2 separate regions of the Homo sapiens genome follow, and region 1 is linked to region 2. Evidence: chromatin loops called from intact Hi-C (ENCODE). Cell type or tissue: ascending aorta. All regions are shown on one strand. Each heading gives the region's core, and the rest is flanking DNA. Links, peaks and the distances in the headings are about the cores only. Region 1 overlaps KIF1B (kinesin family member 1B). Region 2 overlaps CTNNBIP1 (catenin beta interacting protein 1).

Region 1 (5,375 bases), core at 289-5,288, 460 kb after region 2:
CATTGGTGTGTTGTTTTTTTTTTTTTTGAGACAGGGTCTCACTTTGTCGTCCAGGCTGGAGTGCAATGGTGCAATCATATCTCACTGCATCCTTCACCTCCAGGCTCAGCCATCCTCCCACCTCAGCCACCTGAATAGCTGGAACTACAGATGCACACCACCATCCCAGCTAATTTTTAAGTTTATAAATTTTATAGAGTTGGGGTCTCATTATGCTGCCCAGCATAGTCTCGATCGAACTCCTGAGTTCAAGTGATCTTCCTGCCCTGGCCTCCCAAAATGTTAGGATTACGGGTGTGGGCCATTGCACCCGGCCAGTCATTGGCCTTTTATTTTGTTTTGAGACGGAGTGTCGCTCTATTGCCCAGGCTGGAGCGCAGTGGCACAATCTCAACTCACTGCAATCTCTGCTTCCTGGGTTCAAGCGATTCTCATGCCTCAGCCTCCCTAGTAAATGGGATTACAGGTGCCCACCATCACACCCAGGTAATTTTTATATTTTTAGTAGAAACGAAGTTTCACCATTTTGGCCAGGCTGGTCTGAAACTCCTGACCTCAGATGATCTGCCCACCTCGGCCTCCCAAAGTGCTGGATTACAGGCGTCAGCCACTGCACCCAGCCTGGCCTAAATAATATATCTTAACTGCTTCATTATTAACAAAGGATTGTTAGGCCTTTGTCTTGCTTAGTTGTTGTTTTTTTGTTTGTTTGTTTTTTTCTCAGAGTACTTGTAATAGACATTTGTTTGGCTGTTGTTTTGTAATGCACGGGTCAAGCTGATATAAGCTGATTGTGGTGGCTCGTGCCTGTAGTCCCAGCTACTTGGGAGGCTGAGGCAGGATTGCTTGAGCCCAGGAGTTTGAGGCCAACCTGGGCAACATAGTGAGACCCCATCTCTTAAAAAACAATTGAAAAAAAAAAAAGATTTTGGTATTTTCCATTTTTCCATGATCCAGCCTATGTTCTGAGGAAAGAATGTGGTCATTTGCTGTAATCTTTCTGTCTTAATTCCCAAATGCTGGGCTGTGTCCAGTGACCTTTCAGCCTTTCCCCTATGGAAACTTGTGACACAATCACCAGTGTTGAGTATATGGAAGTCTCCTCCACAAGTACAATATAATATTTTCAAATACTTGTTGGGTATTATTGACTATTATCTTGCCAGCATGGAGACAGTCAGGATTTCTAGGTATGACATTTGAACAATCTCAAGAATAAAACTGATTCTTTTTTTTTGAGACGGAGTCTCGCTCTGTTGCCCAGGCTGGAGTGCAGTGGTGCAATCTCGGCTCACTGCAACCTCCGCCTCCCGGGTTCAAGCAATTCTCCTGCCTCAGCCTCCTGAGTAGCTGGGATTACAGGTGCCCGCCACCACGCCCGGCTAATTTTTGTATTTTTAGTAGAGACGGGGTTTCACCATGTTGGTCAGGCTGGTCTCGAACTCCTGACCTCGTGATCTGCCCACCTCAGCCCCTCAAAGTGCTGGGATGACAGGCGTGAGCCACCGCACCCGGCCTGAAACCGATTCTTTATTGACTAGTCTCATTTGAGCTGAGGAAGTTGATAAATCTACATGAATAGAGTGCGAAGCAGCCCATGCCGTGTTACTACTTTGGTATCATTCTCTCATGCCAAAGACTTGAGTTTATAATCCAGCAAGAGCTTTTTCCCTCCCTCCCCCTGTGTAGTCTCACTCAATTCTTGCTAATTTTTTTTTCTGCTTTAGCGGATGAAGAAGCTCCTGATTATGGCTCTGGAATTCGACAGTCAGGAACAGCTAAAATATCTTTTGATAATGAATACTTTAATCAGGTGAGAAACCGTCAGGAAGAAGGAAAACCCTGTGGAAAGAGAAAGAATGTTCAGCATTGGAGATCAGTTCTCCTGTAAAACTGAAAAATACAGGGTGCTGGTTGCCACAGAGTAGTTCAATAGAATATGGGACATGTCTAACAATTATGAAGGTAAAGGTGTATAGACTCAATATTCATATTTTATTCATTGCCTTTCCTCAGACAGCCCTCAGTCCATATAATTTTCCAGTCACTATTATTTGTTGGACAGATAAACAGAAGTAAGGCAACTGGGGAAAAATACGTTTTTATACTACTTTACCATGTATCTGCCCCTGCCTTTTTTTCAGAGTGACTTTTCGTCTGTTGCAATGACTCGTTCTGGTCTGTCCTTGGAGGAGTTGAGGATTGTGGAAGGACAGGGTCAGAGTTCTGAGGTCATCACTCCTCCAGAAGAAATCAGTCGAATTAATGACTTGGGTATGTAGACATAGTTTACTGTGCTTGGGGACATTTTCGACAAAGGGAAAATATTGACCATTATCAAGGGACATAGTGGCCTTCATCAACTAGGAATGGAAAGCATGCCCAACTCCCTCCTCTTTGCATTATTTGAACCATCTGTGTCTTCATTTGACCCTCTTTAGATTTGAAGTCAAGCACTTTGCTGGATGGTAAGATGGTAATGGAAGGGTTTTCTGAAGAGATTGGCAACCACCTGAAACTGGGCAGTGCCTTCACTTTCCGAGTAACAGTGTTGCAGGCCAGTGGAATCCTCCCAGAGTATGCAGATATCTTCTGTCAGTTCAAGTAAGCTGCCCCTTTGCTCTGCCTCCCAGCTAGCTGCTAACCGAGGTGACATCTCTTGTGCACTGTAGAGTGCTTTACATGTGTGAGGGATTAACACTCTTGAGACAAAGACTGATCAGTCTCTGAAGGAAAATACTTTCATCACTCCTATGGGAGTGAGAACCAGAAACCTGTCCTGGAATGCAACAGGGTTCCCTGGCAGGAGGAGCATGCTGCACATCCTGCTGCAGGGCTCTGCTGTGAGCGGTCCCCCTTTACCAGGAATGTAGGGTCTGATCACATAAGCCTGTTGATGAGTCTTTCTAGTCCTCTTCATGTTGAAATGTCTTATTAATAAGCCTGAAAGCAATGACTTATCTAGCTAGCAATTACGCCTATTTAATACTCGGGAAAAGGAAAATTTAAACAATGTAAAGAAGGATAAATTCTACATCAACTGAAAAAAGCTAGTATGTAGGGAAGATGTGATACCTCTCATTTCTCATCTACATAGGACTTGCTCTTTCCCGCGGCCCTCTCAAACCCTGTGCTCTGGATGCTTTCTTCTCAAGACTGCCCCAGGAAAACATTTTTTTGTGAATCTTCAGTTTTAATACCTCCAAACTTCAATTTGTCTTTTCAGTACTTGGAAAGGGCCACAGTACAAGAGACTGAAGTGTGACCCCTCCATACCTACCGCCCTCAGTTTGCCACTGGTGCCACCAAGAGGCTGCTTTGGGTTCTGCCATCCCTCTCCCCTCAGAATGTGCCTTGGCCGTCCCATGGGTCCTAGTGCAGTTTATAAAGCTTTTGTATAGGTTTTATCACAGAAAATTGAGTCAAATGTGATTTAAATTAAATGTGATCACTATATAGTAAGCCACTAATATCATTTGCTACAAGTCATAGTTGTTGGAATATTACCCATTGAGCATTGATTTCACCTATTTAATGTGTTTTCACTCATACCCTCAAACTTAGGGCAGGATAGTGTTCACCAGATGAATCTGTTTTTTGGAACTGTTGCTATTATTCTAATCAGGCAACTGATACGTTTTATGGAAAACATCTATTTGGTTAACTGATGTCTGAAGTGACAATAATAGTGAGTTGACCTTTGTCCTACAATCTCCTAAAAAGAGCAGCATCTCTACCTGGTGTTAGCTCTGGGGAAAAGGGCATGTTGCTTCTGTTGAAAGCAGCCTCAAAGGCGTCCTGTGTTTTTATAGTCGCTCCTCTGGCCTGTGCCGGGAAGGTATGGCTGCAGAGCACTGTGAATGAGTTCACCTGTCGTCAGGGAACCCCAGGAATGCTGCGGTGCCAGCAATACAGGAATCAGGGATTTGGAGCACTTGGCAAAAGCATGCTAGTGTTCTCAGACGGGTGAACTAATTTGGAAGACAACAAGTTCATATTACCAGTCTGTCTGTCCCCCCAGTTGAAAATAGTTTCTTTTTCTCCATTTTTTCTTGATGGAAGGGGTGTCCTTCTGATGGATTTTTCTATCTGGCAGTAAATCTTTGTGTTGGGTCCTCTTTAACTGTGCAGTTCTTTTTATTTCAGACTAATAATAGGGAGAGAGAGAGAGAGAACGATAACATCTCACTATCTGTGAAAATAACTAAATATAGCCCATTGTTTTAACAAATCTTTCCAGAGTATCTTCTGTGTGTCGAGACCTGTGGGAAAACGCTTGCTGTCTGGGGGAGAGAGGCATATAAATACATTATTACAGTGAAATCATTGCTATTAAGGAAAAAAACATTACTAGTAATGTGGGAACACAAAGCTGCCAGGGTAAGTCAGGAAAGACTGCCTGGAAGAGGTGACATTTGAATCCACAACAGACTCTTATGTAACTATGCCATCCACAGGCTCTCGCACTAACTGTGGAAGCTTGAGTCTGCTAAATTTTGTCTGTACAAAATGACATTGTTTTTATTTTTAGTAAAAAGCTTTTACAAAGGAAGAGGAGTTAATTGAATGTACTTCTTCACTCTCTCTAAAGCATTCTTGCATATACCTCCATATAGCTAAGTGATCAGGGTCAGTTAATTTTTCAGTCATTTTTGAAATAAAATCTAAAATGCCCTCTGTGCAATATGGAAAAGGTTCTTGACAAGGAAAGTAAATAACTTAAAGAATCTGCTTAAGTGGAATGCTTCTTTCTGTAGGATCCACATTGGGCTCTTGAAAGAGATTCTGATAAAACCGTTTAATGCATTGTTCACGAGTCTTTTTATTTTTTTTATGAAGCTTTTTGCATCGCCATGATGAAGCATTCTCCACGGAGCCCCTCAAAAACAATGGCAGAGGAAGTCCCCTGGCCTTTTATCATGTGCAGAATGTAAGTGACATGGACCTTTTTGCCAAACATATGTTTTTCTGGTACCTTGGCTTTCTCAGCCCGGGAAGGGTGATAAGAAGAGGTACAAGTCACTGGCTGTGCAGGGGGAGAGTAGACAATAGAGGGCGTGGCTAGAGTGGTGAGGTCATCCACAGCGGCCTGAGCAGCAAGCCTTCTTGTCTGTGTTACAGTGGGCCTAGTGAATGTGGGTTCGTCTGCCAATAAAATCTTCCATCAGTTTGAATGCAATGAGTTGTTTTAGTGTTTCTGTCCTAGAAAAATAAGCATGCTTAATAAGAGTTTTATTAAAGTGAATGCATTGTCCTTTAAACCCTAAGATACTTATGTTGCTCGATTGCAAATAACATAAAAAATATCAAATACCTTCTGTAGCTAAATTAAGATTTAGATCTGTTTTCCTTGCAACTGATAGTATAATTAACAC
Region 2 (5,375 bases), core at 185-5,184:
AGAGATCAGGATGTGACATACTGGGACAATGACACCTGCTAGTGACCCTCACTCCTCCCAGGAGCCGCTTTCCACCCACAGTCTCCCTTCTGGGAGCATGGGGCAGGTGGCGAGGTGCTGGGTTCCTTTCTCACCCATGCTGGTCCCAGCAGGCTGAACTGAGCAGCTCTGTTCTCCAGCAGGCGCTGCAAGGGCTGGCCTGCCTGCTGCCTCTGTGCATGAAGCTGCTGCGTCCAGGAAAACTGAGATGACCTGGACTGCTGGTTGTTTCTACCTGTGAATCACCCCAGAGCAAAGCTCCTGCTACAAGCCACAGGACACGTGGTGCATGAAGCCCCAAATGTCCCAGGTTTTCAGAACAACTTCCACAAGGGGCAAAAAAGTGATGGGATCAGAGGCAACTGGTTAGGGCCTTTGGCTCGAGAAACTGTGAGATCAGTGCCCAGCCCCCAAACACTGAGACAGCTCCCTCGGCAAAAGCCCCTGACAAGTTTAAGAGGCCAGGGTTGTGGCTCCTGGGCTGGGCTCCAAGGGGTCCCTTGATGGAAAGACGCTGGCCCAGGGTTGCAGGGCTTGCTACCTCAGCCCTCACAAACCCACCCCACCTGTCAGAGGGTAGCTCCTGCAGGCAGCTGGGAAGGCCAGCAGCGTGTCCACATGCAGCAGGGACCTAACCTGTAGAAAGTCCCCAGGAGAGAAGTCCAGAGCCCCCTCCCTCCAGGAGGAGCTGGAGGAGAGGAAGCTGGGTATGGAGGGGCTTGGGTTACACACTGGTAACTCCTGGATGAGTCAGAAATAACGCAGCAGCTGCTGGGGTGGAGCCTTATCAGCCCTGGTGCCAAGGAACTGCGCTCGGAGAACCACGGAACCAAGCTGGCAGGCCAAGAACACTCCTCACACCATCCATCCCTCCAGGACCAGCAAACCCTGGACCAGCGGGCTTTCCCAGGCAGGGTGGCTCTCTGTGCAGAGGGCAGCCTCAGCAATGTGCCAGAGCCCGGGCAGCAGCCTCCCTGTAGGTACTTGTCAACTGCTCATTCCCCATAAGCTAATGGGGCCCTCATCCTAAAAGTGCACACAATAAGCTAATAGCAGCTGCATGCTGGATGCGGCATAGGTCTCTTTCCAGCAACTTCTGCTAAACCCCTACAGCCCAGACTCTATTACTCTGTCTGCTCCCCTTCCACCTCCTCCTGGGCCCAGAAAATGGCCTAAGTGATAACTGGGAGCTAGGAAAGAGGAGTAAACTGCCTCAGGAATGGTCTCTGATGAGAAGGACCCCCAGCCACTCCCCAGGGCCAGGCTGCGTCCCAGCATGGGGAAGGCCATAATTTCCTGTGCAGCTGAGCAGGGAAGCTCTGTTCTGGGGTATCACTCCTCGCACTGACCCATTCTCACTTCCTTCCACTTCACTAGATGTGGAGCACTGCCAATCTGGAGCTGGACTCCACACAGCCTTGTGGGGTGAACCTTGCACCCCGAACCTGGGTGTGGATGATGATGCGGTCTCCACCTCTTCCCCAGTGGCCACCTGGATCTGGGTTACTATGTAACCTCCTCATGATCCCCCTACTTCCTTTCTTGTCCTTTTCTCTACACAATAGCCAGAATGATCTTATTATTGATTATTTTTTGACACAGGGTCTCCCTCTGTCGCCCAGGCTGGAGTGTAGTGGCGCGATCATAGCTCACTGCTGCCTCAACCTGCTGGGCTTTAGCAATCCTCCCAACTCAGCCTCCTGAGTAAGCTAGGGCCACAGGTGCACATCACCACGCTTGGCTAATTTAAAAACATTTTTTTGTAGAGACAGGGTCTTGCTATGTTGCCCAGGCTGGTCTCAAACTCCTGGGCTCAAGTGATCCTCCCACCTCATCCTCCCCAAAACAGATGATATCACTCCTACCTTAAACCTACCTGAGAATGCATCTCATAATCCTTGCCAAGACCCTGCCAGGGCTCCGCTGTCAGCCCTGCCTCCCTCTCCAGCCTGTCTCTTCTTCCTCTTCCCCTTGCTCTGCCTTCCTGGCACTCGTCCGTTCTAGAACATGCGGAGAAGCTCTTTCCCTCTGGCAGCCTTTGTACTGGGTGTCCCCTAAGCCAGGAACTGGCTTCTTTCCATCCTTTGTCTTGGTGTAAAGGCACCTTCCTAGGGAAGCCTTCCCTGGCAGTTGCTCTGGTGCCCAGGAGTACAGTGGTATGATCAGAACTCACTGCAGCCCTGAACTCCTGGGCTTAAGCGATCCTCCTGCCTCAGCCTCCTAACTAGCTGGGACCACAGAAGCATGCCACAACACCCTGCCACTTTTAAATTTTTTTGTAGAGGTCTTGTTATGTTGCACAGCCAGGTTGGTCTCAAATTCCTGGTCTCAAGCAATCCTCCTGCCTTGGTCTCCCAAAATATTGGAATTAACAGGCATGAGCCACCATGCCCGCCTGTCCTGATTTTCTGAAAGTGCCCTGTTGGAGAACTTGCTTATTGTCTCTGCCCACTGCCCACTGCCAAGGCCAGGGCCCCCTCTGCTGTGCTCACCCCTGTCCTCCGGGAGACTAGCACTTGGCAGGCACTTAATAAATACTGCCCGCTTGGCTAAATGGAATAGTGAAACAGCCTGTGGTGTCTGAGCTTCTCCCACTCTGCAATATCCACACCCATCTAGGCCCAAATGTCATTGTGTTAAGAGACCAAGTACCTAACCCAGTCTCCCATAACCAAATTTAGCTTTTCCAAAGGACTCACACTTTCAAAGTAGTGGGCCTTGGGCTATTGTGTTCTCCAAAGAACATCTGAAATGCTCCGTAAAGCCTTTGAGCTGGGAGTTAGGGCTTCCAAGAGTAAAAACCTTCCAATTCTGTCCTGTGCCTAAGGGCTAGTTTTCATTTGCTCTCTCCTGGTGAGAGACAGGGTGAAATACAAGGACCTGGCCACTAGGTGTCGCCAAACACAAAAGCGCCAGCGTTGCTTCCTCCCCACCCCCAGCAGGTTCTCCCAGGGCCCCAGACCACCCGGTTCGAGCCGACCAGTCCTTAGCCGACGTGGGAAGCAGATCACTCCTGCTCTGGCTCTCCCTATTCCAATCGTACTATCACAAACCACACTCCAGCCCCGGGTCCCAGGGCAAGATCTATTTATTCATTCAGAGAGCCACCCCTGCCCAGGGAAGGACTGGTGTCTGGTTTTTGCCGCCGCATCCACCCAGGAGCCAGTGGTCCAGGTACACAGTAGGTGCTTCCCAGAGGAGCGTCAGTTCCATATCAAAGACTGCTTCCATCACAGACCGCCTCCATGGGGCCGGCTTTACAGAATGTTGCCCTGTCCAACAAGCCTTCTATGAACAGCTCGCACTGATAGGTGCCGCCCCGTCTTCCCGGCTGGTGCAGCCTCGCCGTCCCGGGGACACCTCACACTGGGATTCCTAGGGCTTGGGCTGCCCAGCTGTGGGCCTGCGGTGTCGTCTGCGCCTGCATTTTGGAGCCAGGCTACTCCTGCTTCAACTCACTTCCCTGCAAGAGACAGTTCTTCTCGCTACAGAGAAGACCCTTGACTTGTCTTTTCTAAAAAGCGTGGTCATGGAGAATTCTTCCAGCTCTAGTTTGAGCTGATTCCGCCCTGCTGCCTAACAAGAGGGCACACTCAGGGCTGGATCTGGAGCAGAAATGCAGCCAGGAGCACATGTTCCCACCCTTCCCATTCCAACCCAAACAGAAACACCGTGACTGGCTTACATAATTCTCTCCTCTGCAGTAAGGGTGTCAGTGTGGAGCAAACTCATAATTGGAGAGAATAAATCATAATCAACCCAAACAATACAGACATTTCAGTCATGGTGCTCAACGAGTATATTAAAGTATGTCTCTGTTTGTTGCCTATACAAGCAAACGTGCTATTATATTTTTATCACAATTCTGACAAGCATCAGATTCATTTCACTTGAGAAATCTTATTTTCCCCTGTAGGGATCAAAAACTGGTCTCCATTAAACTATGTTTAAATTACATAAACTAAAACTGCAACTAAATTAGACACACTAATTATTCATCCAGTCCTTGAACGTGAGAACCAAAAGTAATGATGGTTCTCAATTATGGTCTCTTGGCTATTCCCATAAACATTCCAGCGTCTAAAATGGGGTGGCGCTTCCACTCCAAATCCTAAGAAAATTTCTATTAGCTGCCCAAGTCAGAGGTAAGCCAAAAAAAGGAAAATGAAAAGAAACAGGCCAGGCACAGTGGCTCATGCCTGTAATCCCAGCACTTTAGGAGGCCGAGGCGGGCAGATCACCTGAGGTTAAGAGTTTGAGACTAGCCTGGCCAACATGGTGAAACCCAGTCTCTATAAAAAATACAAAAAATTAGCTGGGCGAGGTGGCAGACACCTGTAATCCCAGCTACTCGGAGACCGAGGCAGGAGAATCGCTTGGACCTGGGAGGCGGCAGTTGCCTGGAGCCAAGATCATGCCACTGCACTCCAACCTGAGCGACAGAGTGAGACTCCATTTCAAAAAACAAAAACAATAAAACAGAAAAGAAACAACAGGCAACTATTAACTATCCAAATGAATGGTGAAGGGACAGGTCCATGGTTATTTATTATGTAGTAGGCAACCACACATTCTGCAAAAAGTGGGTGCCATCCCAGAAAATGACATCTGATTGGGGCAAATACAATGAAAAGACATTAAGGTACATACCTTCAATTTAGACACAGAGACACACTCCTGCTATACATACACACACACACACACACACACACACACACACACACACACACACAGTTCAGAGCTGCCTCTCTGTTGAAGGAAGCTTGGCTGGTCAGGAAAGGATGGTGAGGAAGTGGCTCCTGACCACTGTGAAAGGTCCACACAACGGGAGAACTGGCCTTGGCTCCACAGGCCACAACACGTTCTCAGGGAAACACCCAAGGGCATCTGTAAGAGGCACGCTCAGATGCCACACTTCTTCCCAGCCTTTGCAGGGACCTAATCTCGACCACCATGTAATCTCCAGCATTTAAGCAGTTGATCTCACTTTAGAAGAATTAGGAGGTAGTGCAAGAGGGACCTGGAGAACAAGACTGCTGAAAGTCACATGCGGCAGTTGGAGGCTGGACGGCTGTGGCTCCCTGTATGGGTCTCTGTCTGGGAAATGCAACCCATTCTAATAAAGAGCTTTGAAAGCTGGCCTCGCTTTGACAGGCACGAGTGGCCCTGAATACAAACACAGCCACCTGCACTCCTTTTTATTTTTAAACTGGAAGCTAATGCTCTTGAACATCCACATTTATCTATGTTAGAATATTCACTTATACCCAGGGCGGTCTTGCACCTGCTAGGAAGATGTCAAGTAAGCTCAGGCGAGGCCAGGGAGCAAAGCTGCT

Evidence for each region. Hi-C counts contacts between places; a loop is a spot of excess contacts. Peaks named below come from ENCODE experiments on the same cell type or tissue, not always from the same donor. Only the 100,000 strongest peaks of a DNase experiment are listed, where the experiment ranks them.
Region 1: a loop joins it to region 2, with 4 times the contacts of the local background. A loop is called at or near these places in 12 of 110 quality-filtered maps.

What each region holds. Positions count from the first base shown.
Region 1 is chr1:10,334,930-10,340,304 of GRCh38, forward strand. It overlaps KIF1B (kinesin family member 1B), which reads left to right. Exons shown (of 49, transcript NM_001365951.3): 29 at 1,728-1,813; 30 at 2,145-2,274; 31 at 2,442-2,604; 32 at 4,840-4,930. Among named protein-coding and RNA genes, the nearest start is that of PGD, 61 kb to the right of the region's middle. In ascending aorta, for the core only: a CTCF peak has its summit at 3,312 (motif pointing left); no DNase peak of the experiment used is centred there.
Region 2 is chr1:9,872,119-9,877,493 of GRCh38, forward strand. All of the region lies in intron 3 of CTNNBIP1 (catenin beta interacting protein 1), which reads right to left. Among named protein-coding and RNA genes, the nearest start is that of CTNNBIP1-AS1, 26 kb to the left of the region's middle. RefSeq lists enhancers at 1-164, 165-1,092 and a silencer at 2,838-3,037. In ascending aorta, for the core only: a CTCF peak has its summit at 2,937 (motif pointing right); a DNase peak (open chromatin) is centred at 2,953; H3K4me3 peaks cover 1,104 bases; H3K27ac peaks cover 1,697 bases.